Regions from separate parts of the Homo sapiens genome. Here region 2 is linked to region 1. Evidence: read pairs that join two places in POLR2A ChIA-PET (ENCODE). Cell type or tissue: HCT116. All regions are shown on one strand. Each heading gives the region's core, and the rest is flanking DNA. Links, peaks and the distances in the headings are about the cores only. Region 1 overlaps ANO6 (anoctamin 6). Region 2 overlaps LOC105369743 (a long non-coding RNA gene).

The links. Peaks named below come from ENCODE experiments on the same cell type or tissue, not always from the same donor. Only the 100,000 strongest peaks of a DNase experiment are listed, where the experiment ranks them.
Region 2: POLR2A ChIA-PET joins it to region 1 with 5 read pairs; 1 of 35 experiments calls an interaction of 5 or more read pairs at or near these places.

What each region holds. Positions count from the first base shown.
Region 1 is chr12:45,267,176-45,279,803 of GRCh38, reverse strand. All of the region lies in intron 1 of ANO6 (anoctamin 6), which reads right to left. Among named protein-coding and RNA genes, the nearest start is that of ANO6, 57 kb to the right of the region's middle. In HCT116, for the core only: no CTCF peak of the experiment used is centred there; a DNase peak (open chromatin) is centred at 5,913; H3K4me3 peaks cover 531 bases; H3K27ac peaks cover 1,069 bases.
Region 2 is chr12:45,433,760-45,445,513 of GRCh38, reverse strand. The region is part of intron 5 of LOC105369743 (a long non-coding RNA gene); the gene reads left to right. It also overlaps a transcript of ANO6 not described here and the pseudogene MESDP1. Among named protein-coding and RNA genes, the nearest start is that of ANO6, 220 kb to the right of the region's middle. RefSeq lists an enhancer at 10,926-11,754. In HCT116, for the core only: no CTCF peak of the experiment used is centred there; a DNase peak (open chromatin) is centred at 6,283.

The sequences.
Region 1 (12,628 bases), core at 4,401-6,900:
TACATACAATTATCTCAACTTCTTGGAAATAAATCTATGCGTAAAAAGAGATCTTAAAATCATTTTTAATTCCTTAGTCTTATGGAACAGAAATAATGACAAGGCAGGATGCCCAGGATTAAAGAGTTTGTAGCAAATGTGGGAATGGAACCCAAGTGTCCTAAACACTGACCCAGGGGCTTTCCACGTACTCGCCCCATAATGTAACAAAAGAATTACGGTGAAATGGGGACTCAGAGGTCACACAGAAATTTGTTTCAGAAGTGTGATCAAATGCCTTGTAAACAATTAAAAACTCATGTCGGTGAAACTTTATTTAAAGATGGAAGACTGAATATATGCATTTAGCTCTGCCCCCTCCTCAAGTACTACCAGAACATAAACCAATAAAGACAAAGAAAATAGAGGAGGAGAGACAGTAACACAATTTGGGGAGACATTGTGTTAGGCAAGTGCAACTACTTAGCCAATTGGAGAAAGCTAAATACTAAAATAGGAAAGCCTCGAAGCAATTTCATTTAAATTATAAGCCCTCAAGAGGCTGGCAGCACAGGCTCCTCTGGAAGTGGGACTGAAGGTAGGGCAGGAGAATGGTCGTAAGTCTGTTTATTGAGGAGTTGGACCTCCAGATTCCCTTCCTCAAGGCTTAAAGACAAGTGGTTGCCTCCCAACCCCACCCTACCTAGGAAAAGACTTGAAAGGTATTCTCTGGAAAGAGTGAACAGAGGCTCTTCAGACAAGAGGATACTAGGCACAGTTGAGGATGGGGATCCCATACTGAAAAGACAGATTACACAAAAGATTACTGCTGAATGTTGAGACTCCTAGACTTCTACTTAGCTTTCTGACTAGCTGTATTTTCTCTTGGTCTGATTAACTTGGAGGGGTGGGTGGAGGGACGGCCTAAAATTACTAACAGAGTTTCCTAAACAAACAGCCAAACAGGTCACCCTAAAGTGAAGTGCATAATTGCCAAATGCCATCCACTACTACAGAACTTCCAGCCATCTTTCTAGACAGCTACTCAAAAATTAGAAGGGACAAGACTTCCCAGACACTGAGAGGGCATCTAACAGAGAAACAGCAAAGCAACTTGGTGAAGAGGGAGAAATCACATGAAAAAGACGCTTAAAACAAACAACAAAAAACTCTTGCATCATCAGAGATTGAGAAAAGTGCATCCATGAAATAAGGACAAGATGTTACCAAAGGGAGAGAGGGAGAAAGAGAGAAATAGTCAAAGAATAAAAAAAAGAGCTTTTGGAAATTAAAATGATACAGAAGGCTTGAAAGATAAAATTCAGGAAATGTTCAATAAAGTTAAGCAAAAAGAGGTGAAAAATAGGAAACATGGAAAATTGGAGAACCAATTCAGGATAGCCAATATCCAAATAACAGACGTATTCATGGATTAGACAAAATGGAAGGCAAGTAACTGTCAAAGAAATTTCCCCAAATTGAAAAGGATTAGGAATTAAAGAACACCTTTCTCCCACGACTGAAAACAAACTGAAGGACACTTTTTTCCTTTAAAAAATGGAGTTGGGGGTTGGGCACGGTGGCTCACACCTGTAATCCCAGCACTCTGGGGGCTAAGGTGGGGAGGATCACTTAAGGCCTAGAGTTCCAGACCAGCCTGGGCAACACAGAGAGACCCTGTCTCTACAAAAAAATTTAAAAATTAGCCAGGTGTGGTGCATGCATATAGTCTTAGCTACGAGGTGGAGGGTGGTTTGAGCGGGGAGGATAGCTTGAGCTAGGAGTTTGAGGGTGGAATGAGCTATGATTGTGCCACCTACTCCAGCCTGGGCAACAGAGCAAGACCCTATCTCTAAAAAATACATATAATAATTTTTTTAACTTAAAAAAATGAATTGGGTGGGGCTTGCCATAGTGAAAGGGTCTCCTGAGTTTCCACCATACTAATCATTATGGAATTTCTAAGTACTGCGTTCAAAGAAAAAAATCCACAAAATTCCAGAGCGGAAAAGTTTTTCATACAAAGGATCATAAGTCAGAATGGCAGGAACTTTTCAAGAGCAACTCCTGAAAGTAGAAGGCTTCAAAATTCTGAGAGCAGATAATTTCCACCTTTGAATTATATACTTAGTCAAGCTGTCAACTGAAAGCCAGAGAAAAATACAAGCATTGTCAGACCCGCAAGTTTAAAAAAAAATTACCTGCCTTTAACCCTTTCTACATAAGACACTGAGAAATATGCTCCATCAAAATAAAATAGTAAACCAACAAAAAATAAGACATAAATGTAGGGCTCCAATACAAGTTCTCAGGATGGTGGTGAAAAGGAATCCCTCACTCGGCTGAGGTCTAAAGACCAACCTGGGCAGCGTGGAGGAGATCAGAAGGCTGTGGGAGGAATCTCCCCCAAAGGATGAATTTGACAGGATTCCATGCATGGCTGATTACACTGAGAGGAGATTTACAATTGGGTAAAAGTGTGAGGTTGAATTATTCATAACTATATGAAAAACTAATAATATCAGTATCTGCTGTACAGTCTCCAGAGGAAAAGTAATCAAACTATATTATATAGCTCATCTGTGGAAAGTATTACATAGTTATAATAAAGTAAACACTGCATACTGATCTTACCAAAATTATAACACAATTACAATTGAGGGAATGGGGTTGGGAAAGTTTGTGAGAGAAGGGAAGGGGGCTGGAGTAGGTGAAAAAGAGCTAAATACTTCTGCATCAATAGATAATGCCTAAAACTGAAAAATAGATAAATTATAATTTAATTATGTTAACCAGAGATATAGAGGTAATTACTAAAAGAATCAGCTACAGTTAAAAATCCTGGCCTCTGGGGAACAGCGAACAGAAAAGGTGATGCAGCTGGTTTTCATAACAAAACCTGCAACATTATTTAATTTTTGAGTTATGTAAACATTCTAACTAATTATGTAAAACTTTGACTAAAATAAAAACTTTTCATTTCTCCCCCAATTAAAAAAGGCGGGGAGCTCATGGCATGAACACATATAAACGTAAGAATCACTGTTCTGGCACCTACTATATGCCAGGCACGTGCTAGATGCAGAAGATAAAACAGAAAATGTCCCTTTTTAGGAAGCTTATATTCCACAATAAAAACTAAATATAAGTACTTTTAAAATAACTGACTCTGCTTGGAGATATGAAGGAAATAAACAAGTTGATATAGCAGAGATTAAGAGATGGAAGTATTTCGGGTAGGGTGGGTCACAGGAGCCTCCCTGAGGGGTGATATTTGAGACATGAAGTATGAGGAGTTGGCTATGCAGGGCTAAAAAAAAGAGCATGCAAGGAAAAAGAAAAAACAAGACCATAGTTCTGAAGCAGAAAGTATCTTGGTGTGCTCAAAGATATGATCAAAGATCGGTGTGACTGCAGGGCAGTGAAGACATGAGAGGCTGGGGAACAAGTGAGGTAAACACTGACAGGTAAACAATGGGATGGCACCACACCATCACAGAGCATACTTCTGTGGCAGGAGTGGAAACGACAGACCCAGTCATTAGACTAATGTTGAAGTCCAGGTGACGAAGCTGGCCTAAGATGATAGTAGTGGAGACAGAGAAGATACTCAAAATCATTTTGAAGGTAGAAGTACTGGGGGGAGAGGAAGGACAATAGAAGAGAAACCAAGGATGATATACAGGTTTCTGACTTTGTAAATTGGAAGGATGGTGGTACCATTTACTGAGATGGTGAAGACACAGAGCGCAGAGGCAGGATGGGGTAGATGGGACATGGAAGCAAATCAAGAGTTCCTCCCTGAACATGAGACATCCATCCAGGAGTGCTGTCAAGGAGGGAGGAGGGTACGGCGTCTAGAACTCAGAAGAGCTCAGTGTTGGAGATATACACCTTGGAGAGTCAGCAAATTAATGGTATTTAAAGCCCCTGAAATAGATGAGCATGTAGACAGAAGAGGTATGGCTTAAACCATAGCATGAAGAATTCTCAACATTCCCAGGAGGCCAAGTAATGAAGGAAATGCCAGTAGAGGATCAAGAAATGGCCAGTAGGGAAGGGGGAAGGCCAAGTTAGAAGGTAATTTCAAGAAGGCAATAGAAAACTGCTTAAAGCCACTCAGAGATCCAGTAAGATAGAAACGTATCCATTGGAAGCAGCAACACACAGATCTTGAATGACTCTGCCACAATCAATTTCAGAAGAGTGATGGGAAAAGACACCATACGTAACAGATTGAAAAATAAATGAGTAATGAAGAAGCTGTAGTACATGTAGGCAACATTTTAGAAGTTTTGCTTTAAAAGGAGACAGACAGGCCGGGCATGGTGGCTCATGCCTGTAATCCCAGCACTTTGGGAGGTCGAGGCGTGTGGATCATGAGGTCAGGAGTTCGAGACCAGCCTGGCCAATGTGGTGAAACCCCATCTCTACTAAAAATACAAAAATTAGCCAGGTGTGGGGGCGGGTGCCTGTAATCCCAGCTACTTGGGAGGCTGAGGCAGGGAACTGCTTGAACCCAGGAGTCAGAGGTTGCAGTGAGCCGAGATGGCGCTACTGCACTCCAGCCTGGGCGACAGAGCAAGATTCCATCTCAAAAAATAAACATAAAAAAATAAATAAAAGGAGACAGAGAAACAGGGTAAGAGATGGAGACGGATCTAAGGGTCTAGAGAAAGGTGTTTGATTCTTTAGTATTTTTAACACAGGGATTCCAGAGCATTAATTTACTAACTCCTTCAGTCATACAACTTATCGAGCACCAGGATCAATGTCCTTACAGAGCTTACAATCTACTGGGATAGAGACAACAAACAAATGTACATATACTAATTTCAGTTGGAGATAAATGTTTTGAAGACAAAGCAGGTTAAGAGGATACAGAGTAACAGTGACATTTTAGATAGATAAGTCAGGGGTGACAGCTCTGAGTAGGTGACATTCAAGTGAGAACTGAAGGAAGTGCAGCAGCAAGCATCCTAGATGAGAAAGGAGTTGGGAGGTGACAGAGGGTGGAGAGGATGATGAGGATAGTGGCCAGGCAAGGAGTGACATGTCAAGGGACAGGTGTGGCTAGAGCACAGTTAAGAGACACGCAGAGCAGGAAGAGAAGAGGATGGAGAGGTAGCAGAGGCCTTACAGTACATGGCCAAGAGTTTGAATTTTATACTGTTTGTAGAGAAGCCACTACAGACAGTATAAAGGTGTAAAAGAGAAGGATCACTGTGACTGTTCTATGAACTCAGACCAAGAGGTGCATGAATGGTGGCAGGAAGCGACTACAGGAGTCCTTGCAAAACTTAGTAGTGGCCTGGGCTCCGATTTAGGTGTGGGCGCAGGGGATGTTGGGTGCTTGAATTTGAGAATACGAGGTGTCACAGAAAGGCAGGAATCAAGGATGACTTCAGCTTTGGGGCCTGAGTGACTAGGTGGTATCACTGCATAGGTTAAAACAATGGAGGAAGTATAGACTCACGAAACAAATCAAGAATTTGGTTTTGGAAATGTTAAGTTCAACTCATCTACTAAACAACTAAGTGAAGAAGTAAAGCCGACAGCTGTAAAGCAAGGGAGAGATAAGGAGTGGACATAAGTATGTGGAAGTCATCCACATACAGATGGCATTCAGGGCCTTGCAAATGAATGAGATCACCTAAGGAGTGGAGATGGGGAAGAGGGTCAGGGCACTAAGCCCTGGGTGCTCCAAAGTTTAGGGGCCAGAAGAAGAGAAGGATCCAGCAGGAGAGATTGGGAAAGAACAAGTGAGCAGTGAGCAGAATCAAGATAAAGTAGCATCATGAAGCCAAGTAAAAAAAGAATTTCAGGAAGCAGGGAGTGGTCAGTTGTGCCCCGTGCTGCTGAGATAAGCATGAGCTCCAAGAGAAAGTTCTGGGAGGCTCTGTGACTCATGATGAATGAACAATCCTCTGTGATAACATTCCTTACCCATAAGTGTATTCAGACCACTTAGTAACCCTCAGTTCATTTAGAACACTATGCCTCTGTTTCCAAGGAAGCCTCACCCCATGGCAAGCCTCCTTCAGGATTCTCCCAGGAAGCAACAGAAGAGATCCCTGTGCCTGTGAAATAGAAATGGCTCTAATGGGGAGGCGTAAATAGGAAGCAGACCAAGGCTCACAGCAAAGAACCCAATTTGTTGGAGCAGAACAGAACCATTCTACAAATTCCTACATTTTTCTAACTCACAGCATGTGAGAAGAAAATCAATAGCAATCAAGTTTTATCATTCCCATTTTACCAATGAGGAAACTAAGGCACAAAGAGGTTAAGTGACTTGCCCAAAATCACACAGCTAGTAGGTAGGAAAGCCAAGATTCTCAAACCTAGGAATCAAACGAAAAGAGCAAATTATCAACTATTTTGCTTGGCTGCCTTCCCCAAATCAAATGTGTAGTTTCTGGGAGTCAGATCACAAAATTCTATCTGACTATATGACTTTTGATCAAAATTGGCCATCCTTTCTTCCATTTTAAAATATTTAATTGACAAAGATTGAATATATTCAAGGTGTACAATGTGATTTGATATACACTGTGTAACAATTACCACAATCAAATTAACACACTCCATCACCATTCATACTGTACATTAGATCCCCAGAACTTAGTCCTCTTTAACTTAAACTCTGTACCCTTTGACCAACATGTCTCATTTCCCCCAGCCCCCCGGCAATCACTGTTCTATTCTCTGGTTTTATGACTGTTTTAGATTTCACATGTAAGTGAGGTCAAACAGTATTTGTCTTTCTGTGTCTGGCTTATTTCACTTAGCATAACATCTCCCAGGTTCATCCATGTTGTCACAAATGGCAGGATTTCCTTCTTTTTTAAGGCTGAATAACATTCCACTGTATATATGGACCAAAATTTCTTTATCCATTCATCCATCAATGGATACTTAGGTTGTTTCCATATCTTGACTATTGTGAATTATGCTGCAATGAACACAAAAGTGTGAATGTCTCTTCAAGATACTAAGATCATTCCCTTTGGGTATATACTCAGAAGTGGGACTGCAGGATCATGTGGTAGTTCTATTTTTGATTTTTGTTTTTAGAATCTTCATACTGTTTTCCATAATGGTTATGCAATTTATATTCCCAATGGTTTACAAGGATTCCCTTTTTTCCATACCACTGCCAACACTTTTTCTCATCAACTTATTTGTGTTTATTAAGAACTCTAAGGGAAGCTAAAGCCAGCCCTCTTCCACCAGCATGGTAAACGCTCATAGTTAATAATGTCTCTTCTGGAGAATTCTCTCTTCTTATGACATGAGAGGCCATATTCAGTGTAAAAACACAAGGACATCAGACTTACTTGGATTTAAATTTTGGCTCCTCTCTCTAGTGAACAGGTAAATGTAAAAATCTGGTCAGAATAAATCCTAATTTGCAGGGTAGTTATAAAAGTTTGATGACAGGACATAGATGAAAACACTGAAAATGCAGTCTTACATATTTAAAAAACCCTTTTTTCTCTCCTGACCCTTCTCTTCACTTCCAGAATGCACTGCTGAGCCTCTGAAGTTTGTGTGATAGAAGTTGGTTACTCATTAGTAGTTTTTGTTAAATTTTTCACCTACATAGCAGCAAAAAAAAAAGAAAAGAAAAAAAAACCCAAAAAGGTGGTTCTTCAAATCTTCATGTTTTATCTTCACAAAAAATTTGCATCTTTAAACAATAAAAGTTATTTAATATAAAAACGTTTTATATTTACCTCCAACTAAATTGATTTGCTTTATCTTGAAAGTTTCAAGAATATTTGTTTTAGGAAGATTTTCCATGATATATGGTGACTTTACTTCCACACTGCCACATTACCATTTGCTCTCCAATATGAAGGCTCTTAAAAATAATGCATGAAAGTATGAAGACTTAGGATTTCAAAGAGGTTCTTCACATTTCAATTATTATTCTGTCCTGTTTGCACCATCTTAACATCTTGGGGTCTACTCTACAACGAGGCCCAGTTTGCAGTTTTAGTTCCAAAAAATTTTAACTATGTATTTTTCACCCAAGAAAATTATTACTTTTCAGCATCTCAGCAGTGAGCTTCCTGGCCACTTGTAGGCTAAGCAGATACTAGCTGTGATCTTGCTTTTACAGAAAAGTCTCTGGTACAGCTACAAGGGTAAATGTAAATAGTGCAAATCTGAAAATACTTTTCCAGTAAAAATAGAACATTGGCCAAGGATGATCCTAAGTACACTGCAATGACAGAAGATAGAGTTTTTAAAAATCATTTGAAAAGACAAAACATATTAATCCAAAGAAGCCAAAGGATTTAATTCAGCTATACTAACAGAATGTGGCTGCTTTAAAATATTATAGATTGGTGCAAAAGTAATTGTACTTTTTGCTATTAAAAGTAATGACAATTACTTTTACTTTTGCATCAAATAATCAGTCCTTAAAATGTATTTTTATAAATAGCATCATTTACTTTTGCACCAAATAATAATTCAGTCCTTAAAATGTATATTTATAAAATAGCATCATTTACTTCAGACAACTTTTTGTTGTTAGGTAATGCCACAATACTCCCTTTTGTTATGCCATATACATTTGTATGTTATTCGAAGGTCCCTGGATGTTGTACATAGCTTGAGTAACATGTAAGGTCACTGAAATCTTGTTTTCATTATTTTGTCATCAAAATATCCTTGCCAAACATTTTTTGCTAAAACTCTCTCTCCTGGAAGGCAGGGTGGGAAGTCCTTCTTGCTTTTAAGATCCTGGCCCATAGTACAGTGAGCCATAGACAGGTAAGAAATAACTTTTGCAGCCGGGCATGGTGGCCCACACCTGTAATCCCCACACTTTGGGAGGCCGAGGTGGGTGGATCACTTGAGGTCAGGAGTTCAAGACCAGCCAGGTCAACATAGCAAAACCCTGTCTCTACTAAAAATACAAAAATTAGCTGGGTGTGGTGGCATGCACCTGTAATTCCAGCTACTTGGGAAGCAGAGGTTGCAGTGAGCTGAGATTGCACCACTGCACTCCAGCATGGGTGACGGAGTGAGACTGTCTCAAAAAAAAAATAACTTTTGCTTTCTGAAGTTCTTTTCTGAAGCATGCATATAGGAATGGATTATTTTCAGCAATCCATGTGGACTGAGGAATAAAAAGTTACAGAACTTCAATTCAACAAATATTATCTGAAACCCCACTACTGTTACAGAAATAACAGGAAAGACAGGCCTGTTCTCCCGGAACTGACAGTCGGAGGGGAAAAAGAAGGAAGGATGCTGTTCAAATACAAAGGAAGGGGATCTTACCCAGGCTGGATGGGAGGTGAGTATGAGGAGTCAGAAAAGGCCTCCTGGAGGCAGGAACATCACCTGAAGGATGAGGAGGCATCAATAAATACAACAGGCCAATATAAGGGATGGTGTTAGGCTGCAGACAGAGCAGGAGGCGGCATCAGACCTGCCTCTGTAACAACAAGGACCTGACCTCGTACAAGCCATTTGACCATTTTTGCTCTCATTTTCCTTATCTATAACATGGGATGGCTAAGATGTCAGTTAACCTTAACTCTTGCTGTGCATCAAAATCACCTGAGCACCTTCTAAAAAGAATGGCTCCTTCCTCTGAAAGGTCGTTTCAGGTGGTGGGACCTCAGTGCTTCTTTCATGAGCTCTCCAGATGATGCTAATCTGCAGCCAGGGCTGAGAACCACTGGATGAGATGAGCTCTCAGGACCCTGACATCTCAGGTCTGTGGTTCACTACCCCTGGTGCACAATAACATCTTCTGGGAGCTTTTAGAAATCCCAGTGGAGGCTGCATTCCAATAATTAAACCAGATCTCTGGAGGTGGCCTCAGGCATCAGTAATTTCAAAGTTCCCAGAATGATGCCAAGCTACAACCAAGGTTGACAACTACTGTTCTGGGCCCTCTTAATACTTCAGTTCCCTATTATGGTCAATGAAGGATGGGAAAATTAAAAAGAAAACTACATTGAATTAACAAGAAAACTAAATGCCAAAGGCCACCGAAGGATCTTAAACGGGACTGTACCACACATGGCTGTGTGCATCAACCAGTGGGAAATGCCCAATCCAAAATGCTCTCAGGTCTAAATTTAAGATTCAATGGAATACTTCTATAAAATGGCTCCACGGTGTGTTCTCTGCAATACTTAGTTAGAAATTGATTTGCATGGTTGACTGTAATATGAACATTACATTCCCTACCCCCGAGGTTACTTAAATCCACTTATTAGGCAATGGTGAACTAAACAAACAGTAATTAGAAACACTCCAGACTACCTTTTAAATCTGTTGCTAAATTATGTTTTTCCTGCACCAAAGCCCATACACACAGCATGTCCACAAGCATCACAAAACCAAAGCCTCAGAAATATTTACACTAATAAGGGCATAAGCTACCTCTGGGCCTTCACACTGGATTCTGCAGGGAAGTAAGGGCTGCCTTAGAAGAAGACTATTCATTACTGTTATTTCTCACATCTGGGTAAATAAAGCACTGCCCCCATGTGGTTAGAAATCCCAGGTGAAAATGAACTCTCCAGGGGTCTGGAAATGAAGAATACCTCTGATAGACTGTCTCATTTCCTGAAATGAGTCAGAAATGAAAGTAATTCCTCAGAAAAGAACATCTGCACTATGGCACAGCTTATAAAATAATGCCAGATGATACCTGTGGCTAAGAAGCTGGCCCCAGAGAAGAAGGGAGGGCCTGGGAACAGCACCAGAGCCTCTGCATTGCACTTAATCTCAAGGCTGCCGCTGTTAGCTTGGAGGGTCTGCAAATCCAATGAGCGGCCAGGCGTCCTGGTCTCCACCATAAATCTTGATTAGCAGTAAGACTGCTCACATTCCATTAGAGAGCTGGCCCCTTGCCAATGGGTGGAAGCAGCCAGAAAGGATGCATGTGCTGCCCTGAGCACGGAAATAGCAATTCTTACAAGAAAAATTGTTTTCCTTAGCTAAAAATAGTCTATGCCCGTTAATGATCCAGACAGACCTTTCTTCCTGGGGAGGACTATGACCTAATGTTGCCAAGGAAAGCCCTTTCCCTTCCTATTATTGCAGGAAGAAGAGGTATTGGCATGTGGTCAGGTACTGGAGGACAGGAAAGAATGAAATGCCTTTCACAACAACTCTTGTAAAGACCAATAAACAGGAAGGTGAAAAACAAAGATGGTTTTCACCAAGATCAGAGCCCAGTTATTCTTCTTAGGTAGCTCTTCATTATTTTTTTCATCCTGGTTAAGTATGTATGTATGTATTTTATTTATTTATTTATTTAATTTTTGAGACAGGGTCTCACTCTGTCACCCAGACTGGAATGCAGCGGTGCAATTTCAGCTCACTGCAACCTCCACCTACCAGGTCCAAGCAATTCTCCTGCCTCAGGCTCTCGAGTAGCTGGGATTACAGGCATGTACCACCACACCTGGCTAATTTTTGTATTTTTGTAGAGATGGGGTTTCACCATGTTGGCCAGGCTGGTCTTGGAATCCTAACCTCAAGTGATCTGCCTGCCTTGGCTTCCCAAAGTGCTGGGATTACAGGCATGAGCCACTGTGCCCAGACCTGGGTTTGTAAAAGGAATCCAGCACTACTGTTTGTAATGGAGTAGTGGGGGAACTGGAAACAATCTACACGCCTGTTAATAGGTGATTAGGTAAATTATAGTACATACACAATGGAATACTATGTAGTTATTTAAAAGCCTAATCTGTGTGCAGATATAGAGATATCTGTACTCTCTCTGACACACTAATACATTAAAAAATGCACCTGGCCTTTTTAAACATTTGTGTAAATGATTTTAAAGAAGTTTCCTAAAATAGGAGAGGGTTGGGAGAGAGAGTTATTTTTCTTTTATACCCTTCAATACAGTTTTGACTTATCTTTTCATATACCTGTACCCTTCCCCTTTTAATAATAGGCACTAAATAAGTGGAGGGCTATTTCCGGTTTCTTCTTTATGCTAGCCTCTTCATACATAATTTACAACAAGTAAGTGCTATTTTTTTTGAGATGGGAGTCTTGCTCTGTTGCCCAGACTGGAGCACACTGGCATGTTCTCAGCTCACTGTAACCTCCACCTCCCTGGTTCAAGCGATTCTCCTGCCTCAGCCTCCCGAGTAGCTGGGATTACAGGTGCCCGCCACCATGCCTGGCTAATTTTTATATTTTTAGTAGAGACGGGGTTTCACCACACTGGCCAGGCTGGTCTCAAACTCCTGACCCTCAAGTGATCCACCCGCCTCGGCCTCCCAAAGTGCTGGGATTATAGGCGTGAGCCACCATGCCTGGCTAGTAAGTGCTATTTTAAATAGATGTTATGGAATCATAACTCCCCAAAAATCAGATGTGGAAGCCCTAACCCAAAGTACCTCAAAATGTGACTGGATTTGGAAAAGACAGGGTCTTTAAAGAGGTGATTAAGTTGAAAATGAGAGTGTGAGAGTGTGCCCTAATCCAATCAGACTGGTGTCCTTAAAAGAGGAAGAAATTTGGACACAGAAAGATACCAGAGTGCATGCCCACAGAGGAAAGACCATGTGAGGGCACAGAAAAGGTGGTCGTTAGCAAGCCTCAGGAGAAACCAAATGTATTGACACCTTGACCTTGGACTTCCTAGCCTCCA
Region 2 (11,754 bases), core at 5,282-7,781, 160 kb before region 1:
AGTCCCAACCACATGAGCCCAGCTAGGAGCTCTGTGTGTCCATCTACTTTTCCGCAGACCACCGTGGCTGCCCTGTTACAGGTCTTCTCTGCTATTTCCAGCTTGTCTTCATTGAAAGCCCAAGATTTTGGATCTCTTTTCTTCTTCTTTTCAATGTTGTCTTTATTTTTCTCTTTGCTTCCTTCCTTCTCCTTTGCCAGGGAACACCTGTCCCTCCAGAGGTGCGTCAGCACACTTGTCTTCACTGACAAGAGTTCTTGATCTCCCAGGCATATTTTCCATCATGAAGCATGAAGATAGTATGGTCTGATCCCACAATGAACCTCTGGACATTTCATTAGCATTGAAAAGACTGCCCTGACAGAGGCTCATGATTTCGTCTCTCTTTCTCAGTGGGGTTCCTGATACAGCGACAAACATATAAGAATCTTCCCTTCTTTCATCATTTTCAACGTGCTTTCAGGCTTGCCCAGGTTGATATATAAGAATTGATAGGTATTGAGGGTCTCTTGTGCTCTGGAAGATCTTTTTTTATGTCATCATCCTTCTCCCACTCTACCAGAAGACATGCCATGTCTATATCATTGTAATCATGAATATCTTCCTTCTTCTGAGGAAGTGAGAGAGCCTTACTGGGTGTTCTGGCTGGGCCCTTGGCTGCACAAGCCCCAGGTAGCTGCTGCTGCAGCAGCAGGCCAGAGGCATGAATTAGGACCATTTCCATGCACACCTAGCTGAAGGTTGCCATTTTCTCTTTCTTCATTTTGAGTATATATGTTTGTTTGCATCTACAAATTTCCCTATTAACACTGCTTTTGCTGCATCCCATGGATTTTGGTATGTTGTGTTTTCATTTTCATTTGTCTCAAGATATTTTCTAATTTCTCCTTTATTTTTTGACCCAATGGTTGTATAAGAGAGTATTGTTTAATTTCTACATATTTGTAAATTTTCCCATTTTTTTCTGCTATTGATTTCCAGTTTCATTCCATAGTGGTTGGAAGAGATAACTTGTATGATTTCAGTCTTTTTTAATTTATTTCATGCCCTAACATGTAGATTTTTCTGGATAATGTTCCAAATATACTTGAGAAAAAATGTGTTTTTTTTGCTTTGTTGGATAAAATATTCTATGTATGTCTGTTAGGTCCAATTGGTCTTTAATGTTGTTCAAGACCTCTGTGTCCTTATATTCTGTCTTATATGCTGTCTAGCTGTTCTATCATTAATAAAAGGTGGGGTATTAAAGTGTCTTACTATAATTATAGATCTTTTTCTCCTTTTTAATTCTGTCAATGTTTGCTTAATATATTTAGGACCTCTGAAGTTTGCTATATATGTTTATAATTGTTATATCTTCTAGATGAATCAACCCTTTTATCATTACATAATATCAACATTTGTGTCTTGTAACAGTTTTTGACTTAAAGCCTATTTTGTCTCATATTAGTTTAGCCATCCTTGCTTTCTTTGGTTATTATTTTTATAGTATATCTTTTTCCATCTTTCACTTTCAACCTAAGCATGTCCTTAGATCTAAAGTGAGTCTCCTGTAGATAGCATATAGTAGAATCATATTTTAAAAAATTTAATTGGCCAATCTATGTCTTTTGATTGGGAAGTTTAACCTATTTACATTTAAAGTTATTGCTGATAGGGCAAGACTCACTATTGGTAGTTTGTTATTTTCTTTCTGTGAGTATTATAGTTTTCTTTGTCCCTCATTCCTTCCTTCTTGCCTTCCTTTATGTTTAATTATTTTTGTAGTGACACATTTTTGATTACCTTCTCATTTTCCTTTGCATATATTCTATAGATATTTTCTTTCTGGTAACCATTATAACAATATTCTAAAATTATATAAATATTCTAAATTCTAACAATATTCTAAAATATTCTAAAATTATAACAATATTTTTAAACTGATACCAACTTAAGTTTCATATAAAAATATTACTCTTCTAGAGCTATGCCCCTTTATGTTATTAACATAACACATTACATTTTAATATATTGTGCAACTATTTTTTTTTTTTTTTTGAAATAGAGTCCCTCTCTCCTGCCCAGGCTGGAGTGGAGGGGCGAGATCTTGGCTCAGTGCAACCTGCACCTCCCAGGCTCAAGCAATCCTCCCACCTCAGCCTCCACAGCTAGCTGATGATGATGATGATGATGATGATGATGATGATGATGATGATGATTATTATTATTATTATTATTATTGTATTTAGAGACAGGGTTTCACCATGTTGCCCAGGCTGGTCTCAAACTCCTGGACGCAAGTGATCCACATGCCTTGGCTTCCCACAGTGCTGGGATTACAGGTGTGAGCCACTGTGCCCAGACCTATTGTGTAGCATTAATATAGATTTATTTTTTACGCTTTTGCTTTTATATCCTGTAAAGGAAGAAAAAGTGAAATTATAAACCAAAATTATAATACTGGTTTTGGTATTTGTTCATGTGTTTACCAAGGAACTTTATATTTTTATGCAGTTTTGAATTACTGTCTAGTATGCCTCTATTTAAACTTGAATAAATCACTGCAGCATTTCTTGTAGGGCAGATCTGGTGGAAATAAATTTCTTTATTTGCTTTTCTGGAAATTTCTTAATTTCTCTCATATTTTTTGAAGAATAGTTTTGTCAGATATAGAATTATTGGTGAAGTTCTTTTCTCTTTCAACACTTTAAATATATCATCCTACTGCCTTTTGGCTTGCATGGTTTCTGCTGAGAAATCTGATAGTCTTACTGAGTATCCCTTGTATGTGACAATTTGCTTTTTTCTTGCTACTTTCAAGAATCTCTTTTAAAAATTTTCTTTTAAAATTTTTGTGGGTACATAGTAGGTGTATATATATATATATATATATATATATATATATATATATATATGATATTTTGGGATATTTTGGTACAGGTATACAGTGTGTGATAATCACATCAGGGCAAAAGGGGGATCTGTCACTTCCAGCATTTATCCTTTGTGTTACAATCAAATTGTACTCTTTTAGTTACTTTTAAATGTACAATTATTGACTATAGCCACCCTATTGTGCTATCAAATACTAGGTCTTATTCATTCTAACTACTTTTTGTACCCATTAACCATCCCCATTTCTGCCCCAATTCCCTACCTCCCTTCCCAGCTTCTGGTAGTCATCCTTCAAGAATCAGTCTTTGTCTTTTGATAGCTTGATTATAATGTGTCTCAGTGTAGTTTTCTTTGGGTTTATTCTACTTGGAGCTTGTTCAGCTTCTTGTATTTGTATATCTATGTATTTCCTCAAATTTGGGAAGCTTTTGGCCATTATTTCTTCAAATAAACTCTCTACCCCTTTCTTTCTATTCTCCTGAGATTCCTTTAATGTATATTTTGGTTGGCTTGATGGTATCCCATAGTCCCTTAGGCTCCATTCACTTTCTTCTTTTTTCTTTTGCTACACAGACTTGATAATTTCCAATAACCTGTCTTCAGGTTTGCTGATTCTTTCTTCTTCCTGTTTTTATCTGCTGATGAACACTTCTAATATATTTTCTCAATTCAGTGTTTGTTTTGCAGTTCCAGAATTTGGTTATTAAAAAAATTTCTATTTGAACTTATTTGTGACAGTTGTTTTAAAGTCTTTGTCTAGTAAGTCCAAAGCCTGTATTTCTTTAGGGTTGGTTTTGGAAATTTCTTTTCCTTTGAATGAGTCATATTTCTGTTTCTCTGTATGACTTGTGATTTTGCTTTGGTTGAAAATTGGGCATTTGAAAAACGGCCACCTTTCCTAGTCTTTGCTGACTGTCTCTGTAAGGGAGATGGTATACCTTCTCATAAGGCCAGCATGAAGGCTTAAGTTGTTCTCAGATCTTTTGTCAGCAAACACATTCTCTGGGTCTGTTTGTATGCTTCCCTCCCACCCCAACCTCATTCTCCTATATATATAGCTGCTTTTAAATGTCTTAATTTCCTTAAGAATCTCATCCCTGCTTCTTCTCAGGGCCTGGAACTCTTGCATTATTCTTTCTGCAATCTCTTATCTCCAGATGTTCATGAGTCAGAAGTCCCCCTGCAGTCTTCACATGCCATGGCACCCACCACTGCCATCAATGTTTTCCAACCTGATATCCAAACGATGCTGGCATTTCTATCTGAACTCTGGGTTAGATTATATAGAAATCATTTCCATGGTCAGCCCACAGACAGGTCAGAATATTGCAAACAAGTTTCACACTTTTCCTTTCATCCTGCAAGAGGGAGCCAGAAAATGGGCCACTTCCTCCCAACAATGCCATGCCAGAGAGAAGGTAGGGCAAGGTTGAGCTAAAATGCCGCAATATTACTGCCATTTTGAGTATGGCTTTTTTTTTTTTTTTTTGATTGGACATTTACTTGTTTGCTGCAGATCTTTGGTCTCCAGGGCTCCTATAAAGCTATTTTAGTCATTAGTTGTTTACTAGATATTTCCTTGGAAGAATGAGAGTCTGGCCATGTGCAGTGGCTCACGCCTGCAATACCAGCACTTTGGGAGGCCGAGGCAGTCAGATCATCCGAGGTCAGGAGTTGGAGACCAGCCTGGCCAAAATGGTGAAACCCTGTCTCTACTAAAAATACAAAAAAAAAAATTAGCCAGGCATGGTGGTACATGCCTGTAATCCCAGCTACTCAGGAGGCTGAGACAGGAGAATTGCTTGAACCTGGGAGGTGGAGGTTCAGTGAGCTGAGATCGTGCCACTGCACTTCAGCCTGGGAGTGAGACTATGTCTCAAAAAATAAATAAATAAATAAATGGGAGCCTGGGACTTCCTGTTCTATCATCTTGCCGATGTCCTCAAGAAATATATTCTTAAGCACACACATGAAACCTTCACAAAAACAGATTATATGTCAGTTCAAAACTCATCTCAATAACTGTCAAAAAATCAGTATTAGAGTATACAGAAACTTTTCTTGCTTTAATGCATTTAAGGTTAGACTTGATAATATAAGGGCAGTCTTACAGATTTCAAATCACACAACAAAGCAACTTAGGTGAAAAAGAAATGAGGCTCAATTCAAGAGATCAAAACCATCCTGGCTAACATGGTGAAACTCCGCCTCTACTAAAAATACAAAAAAATTAGCCAGGCATGGTGGTGGGCGCCTGTAGTCCCAGCTACTTGGGAGGCTGAGACAGGAGAATGGCGTGAACCTGGGAGGCAGAGCTTGCATTGAGCTGAGATCACGCCACTGCACTCCAGCCTGGGTGACAGAGTAAGACTCTGTCTCAAAAAAAAGAAAAAAGAAAAAGAAATTAGGCTCAATTAAATTACCTTTTAAAAATTAAAATGGCATGAAGGCATTTCAGATTGAAAAGCAAAACAAGGGAGGATCTAAAATACTTTTAATAATAGCAACAACAAAAAACTATACATATAAAAGCTTGTGGGTTGCAGCTCAAATACGATTTAGAGGAAAATTAATGGTCTTAAATGCCAGTATTGGAATATTAATGAGCCAAACAATGCTACTCTATCTTGAGCACATGAAACAATGCTGGCCACATAATAGACACACAAATATTTGTTGAATGAATTATTGAATAAATCTAACTTAAGAAATTCGATACAGAAAAACACGGAGTTGGCCCCAAAGAAAGTAGAAGGAAAAAGAAAGTAACAGAAAAGAAAATAGATATTATTGAAATAGAAAATATATAATAGAGGGAGTCAATAAAGTCAGAAGTTAGTTGTTCCAAAAGTCTAATTTCATCGACAAACCTATAACACATACAGCAGTCAACTGGGAGGCGGAGGTTGCAGTGAGCCAAGATCATGCCACTGTGTCCCAGCCTGGGCAACAAAGCGAGATACTGTCTCAAAAAAAAAAAAAAAAAAAAGCAATTAAATCATATCTTGAATACTCTGGTAATTATTGTCTTCAGGTAAGCTGAATGAAAATGAGTGTTAGTATTTACCTTTGAGAATTTGTTTAAAGGTCCAAATTCAAATGCCCTCATGTCCAGACAGACTGCCTTTTACCATTCTCCCATGGACAAGGAGTAACAGGGCATCAATATCATGATAGCCTTGTTTGATTTGCCTCCTGCTTAGGTTTGTCTCCAACTGGGCAGACCAGATGGGAATTAGTTCATGAGAACCACACCGCAGATGAGTTTGGGAGTTTGCTCGATGCAGTGTTTTGATATGGGGATTGAGAAATTCAGAGTCCCAGATCCATTTCAATGGCCTTTTGCGTTGGCCTCTGTGTGACCTGTGATTAAGCGCTGGCATCAGCCCACTCTAGTAGGCTACTGTAACTGCATCCTGGACTGTGACTCACTTCAGTGGTGGGCTGGTGGCTGGAGAAGTAGCAGCATCTATACTCAAGACACACAGGTGACACTTCCTCATAGTCCTCACAGCTCACCATCAGGACTTCTGACTAGCCATTGTACCAAACCAAGCTTTACTCATCTTGATTTGGTGACTTGAGCAAGCAACTGTCATTCTTAACATTATGCTACTTTCCTGGATATACTTCCTACATCTTTTGGTTAGAAAATCTATTATCAGGACAGATGAGGCATTTATTCATTAATTCAACAAGTATTTATTGAACATCTCTTTTCCAAGTGTGCTATAAATACTGAATTAATACACAATATTCCCTGTTTGAAAGAAATATCTTTAATGGAATTACTCCCTGCATATGGCTTACAGGATCAATGTGGGTCATGTTTTTGCAGTGGGCCTCTAGATGACACCAGGATTTATAGTTCTGATCACTTTTTGCACACTAGTCACACTACTACAAGTTGAATATCCCTTATTTGATATCCTTGGGACCAGAAGTGTTAAAAATTACAGATTTTTTTGAATTTTGAAATATTTACATATACGTAATAGGATATCTTGGGGATGGGGCCCAGGTCTAAACACAAAATTTGTATTTCACATACAGCTGATACACATAGCCTGAAGGTAATTTTATTTTCTCTTGGGGATGCTGAACAAAGTGTGTTTTGGGTGCCTGCATTTTTACTGTGACCTGCCACATCAAGTCAGATGTGGAATTTTCCACTCATGGCATCACATTGGCACTCAAAAAGTTTCTGATTTTGGAGCATTTTGGATTTCAGATTTTTGGATTTGGGATGCTCAATCTGTATTGCTGATCACATGTCCTTTTCTGGGACTCCAGGATTTCCAGGAAAACAGCTTGGAATGAAATATATATGTGTGTATATATATCTTACACACACATACATACACACACACACACACACACACACATACACGCAAATATGTGCTGAATGTGGCAGGATACACAAAAGAAACCACAGCAGGCCTTATCACACTATGTAGCCCAGGATGGACAACTAGGAAATGAGGAAGACCAAGAGCTCAGTGGGCATTGGGCAGGATGAGGCAGCTTGCCTGAGCGGAAGCACCAGCGCAGACCCTGCATCAGAGACAGAGCTTTACTAGAGGTTGGCATTGACCAGAAAATGGATTTCACATGCATAGAGAGTGGAAAGACTGCGCTGGTCTTTTTTGCTACCCTCGTGCTTGAAGTTTTACTAGCCAACTTAAATGTAAATGCTATGATTAGCTCTGGTCCAAATTTTTATAAAGCAGTGGTTCTCAGAACAATTTTACACTCTTAAAAGTTTTGAGGTCGGGTGTGGTGGCTCATGCCTGTAATCCTAACACTTTGGGAGGCAAGGTGGGTGGATTGTCTGAGCTCAGAAATTTGAGACCAGCCTGGGCAACATGGTAAAACCCCGTCTCTACTAAAAATACAAAAAATTAGCTGGGCGTGGCATGTGCACCTGTAATCCCAGCTACTAGGGAGGCTGAGGCAGGAGAATTGCTAGAACCTGGGAGGCACAGGTTGCAATGAGCCGAGATTGCGCCGCTGCTCTCCAGCCTGGGCGACAGAGCGAGACTCTGTCTCTCAAAAAAAAAGTTATGAGAGCCCACAAAAACCTTTGTTTGTATGAATCATATGTATGAATATAGTAAATACTGTATTAGAATTAGAAATTACTGTATTAGAAATGAAAACAGAACATTAAAAAAAATTTAAAATAAGAATAAGCCCATTGCATGTAAAACATAAAATGTTGTAATGGAAAAGAATGTACTTTTCAAAATAATCTAGTGAGAAGAGTGGCATTGTTTTTTATTTTTAATGTCTGGCTTAACAGCAAGCGGCTAGATGCTCATACCTGCTCCTGCATTCAGTCTATGCCCATGTTCCATGTCATGGAGCCTCTGGAAACTCCACTCTATGCTCGTGAGAGAATGACAGTAAAAAGGCAAATCATGTCTTTGTGTTATTAGGAAAATAGTTTTGTGTTTGTGGACCTCCTGAAAAGGACTTAGACCCTCCCAGGGGAATCTAGACCACACTTTGAGAACACTGTTCTAGAATTTCATGGCTGACAAGGTGCTTTCAACATATGTCAACCCTTGTCTTTTCCACACAGGTTTCACTGAGGACAGAGGAAGGTTAAGGTATAACCCTGGGGCCTAGATGAAGCAGCTTACTGTAAGTGTGGAATTTCTTTTTTTTTGGACAGAGTTTCACTCTTGTTGCCCAGGCTGGAGTGCAATGGCGCAATTTCAGCTCACTGTAACCTCTGCCTCCCAGGTTCAAACAATTCTGCCTCAGCCTCCCTAGTAGCCGAGATTACAGGTGCCTGCCACCACACACGGCTAATTTTTTGTATTTTTAGTAGAAATAGGGTTTCACCATGTTGGCCAGGCTGGTCGTTAGCTCCTGACCTCAGATGATCCACCAGCCTCGGCCTCCCAAAGTGCTGGGATTACAGACGTGAGCCACCATGCCCAGCTGGAATTTATTTAAAGATTGTTATTTTATATTAAACATTCATTTGAATTTTGCATGCAATTTCAAAATATATCTGTGTTTGTTTTAATACGACCATTTCTCCTTTAATCATTGAAACATTCACCTCCAAGGGGATTACTCATGTTGATCCTGTGGTTTCTTATACACCCTGAATCCAGGGTGAGAAGCATAGACATTAGGGACTTCATAATGACGCCAAGTAGTGGAAACAAGCCCCATTGTTATGGATTAGGAAGTTAGAGCCTAGAGAGGTTAAATGCCTTTGTGGAAATAAAGATCAGCCAAATGAGAACAAGCAAAGCCTATTTATTCAGAGCTTGCTATAGCAAGGGAGTCAGCCACTGTCACTTGTGTTTTGACAGAGACTCAAAGGCAGGCAGAGGAGTAGGAAGGCTTCAGCTATGCCCTGATTGGTGGCTGCTGGCATGGGGAAGCTGTAGGCAGCTAAGCAGAAGTGGGCATTCTATGTTATGGTTAGGGGGGCATATTTGGCTTTCTCTGGTTGGTCCTAGGGTACAAGCAGGAACTGGAATTAGGGAAGCTGTTATTCATCAAGTCCTGGTCATACTGGGCCAATTGTTAGAGAGGTGTTGTTTAGGTTCCTGGTTTGTCACTAGACATAGCATTCTGACCTCCTACAAGTCTGACTTATAGTAGGCTGGCTTCCTGGGCTGATTGTAGATAAAGGGGTTAGTTTCCTGGGCAGGTTGCTGCAGGCTGAGGGTCAGTGATCTATTTTTATATAAGCTCTGGCCATTGTCCATTTGTATATTCAGTTTCTTAACTTGCTAAAATTTATGAAGCTGGCCAGTGGCAGATCCAGGACTTGAATCAAGGTCCTCTATTTCTAAATCTTATGTCTTTTCCCATATCATAGGCAGGCTGCCTTGAACCCAGGTAAAACCACCATCGATGCTGTCTTTGCCCCAGACCTTGCCTTCATTTTTTTTTTTCAGTGAGTTTGTGTTGTACTCTAAATGTACTTGTCCAGCCTAATTAAAACATGGTATGTTTTTGATGATGCCAACTATATTCTTAAGATACTTAGATCAGAAGATTAAAACCTTCAGTTTTTACCCCAAAGTTTCCTTTCCTTCTCATCATTTACAATATGCAGGGTAGGTGGGAAGGAAGGGGAGTACATTTGCCTCAGGCTCTGGTTCACAGATGACAAAGATGTGGCTTAGTTTGCATAGCATGGCTTGGTCAAAGAGTTCCTAAGAAAATGTTTGGAGGACTGATACAAAGATATGTTTGTAACAGACTGGCCATCCTGGCAGAAACTGGGCTGCACTGAGGGGTGGTTTGTGAGCAGGACACTGGTGTGCTCTCTCTTTTACTATTAGGTGCAGCAGCTAAAGTGGTGGAATTTATAGTAAGCAATTAGTTGCCCATGACTGGATATGTTAAGAAAGACAAGCTTTGGAAGACAATAATATTGTGGAATTATCCAGGCTGACAAACTGCCAAGGGTTGGAGCCCTGAATACAATAGGAAAACCCAGGGAAAAAGCTCTGAGGAGACATCCAGGGATCCATTCATTTTATAATAGAGAGTGCCATAATCAAGTATTAGGAATTACACTGTTCACATTGAACAGGTAATAGAGCTTCAAGAGATGATGTGGAAGAATATTGTCTGGGAAAAGTTCTGTTCTAGGCTTTCAGTGCAATTTCCTAGATTAAAACAAGGAAGGCAATGCAATGATTTATCCTCATGAAGGAGACTGAAGAAGAGGTCTCAAGAACGCATTAACCTGCCTCATTATTAATGAAGGGTGAGTGTTTATGTGATAGTTCTCTATGGGATCCCATGAGAGCTCCTGGTGTTGTATTTGCCCCACCACCACCAATGAAAAGAGCATTTAAACAATTTCCTGGGAGCTGCTCCTTACATATGTTTGCTTTTCAGTCTTTTAGGGAGCAATTGAAATGGAATATTTTTTCTTAGTTATACCCAGAGGTTTCCCACAGAGCAGAAATGAGGGACAGGGAGCCTTCTGTTAATTGTTGGAGTCTCCAGAGAGATTTCCCTTTGTTTAATTGTCTTTTATTTCCCTGGATTCTTTGCACTGCCTCCCTCCTTCCTCTTCTATCCCAGTCCTGGGAAAAGGGTTGCTGTAAGATTTTGATCTTGAAGCTAGAGCCCTGCAATGGTGAATATTGATTGTCCCAAAGGAACCAAAATACTTGAAGGTAAAATTTGATTTGATTTAAAGACAAAGTAGGGGAGAAAAAGCCCAGCGGTGTGGTCAGCCCGTGAATTTTGTTGCAGCCAGTGCTGTCGCTTGTTTCCAGGGCTGTAGCATGTTCTGTACCACAGAGCAGGCCTCTTACCTGCAGCTTCCTCTTAGGTGACTGACAGCGATTTATCACTCTGACTCACCTCAAGCGACAATGACAAGAAAGAAAGTAATGGCAGGGTATTTTGTAACATAAATGTGCTTATCCACCCTGAACGGTATTAGGAATCACAGTCTACTTGCTTGAGTTCCTGTGCGAAGTGGTTCTAATTAGAAGAACTAGGTTTGATTATGGCCAAGAACAGGTGAAATTATGAGAAATGAAGGGCAAGACCGATCTCAGGCGTATCTTCCAGTTGGTAAAGTGACAAAAATCAAATCATTCCAGCATTGTAAAGGATCCCATGTGCTGAACTGTTTTCGGGAATGAGGCAAGGGGTTTAAAGGGCTACCTGTCTTATCTTTGTTTTCTGCTGGGAAATGGAAATGCTATTAAGAGCATTTGTAAAATCTGTTTCATAACCAAAGGAAAACATCTCCCCAAATAAAATGAAATGGTCACAGCCACAGCAGGTTATTCTAGGATTTCCCCTTCATTTATGCTTGAATGCTCCATGGAATCCGAAGGCTCTGGGTGGGGTCAGTTCTCCTTCTCCCCTCAGGAA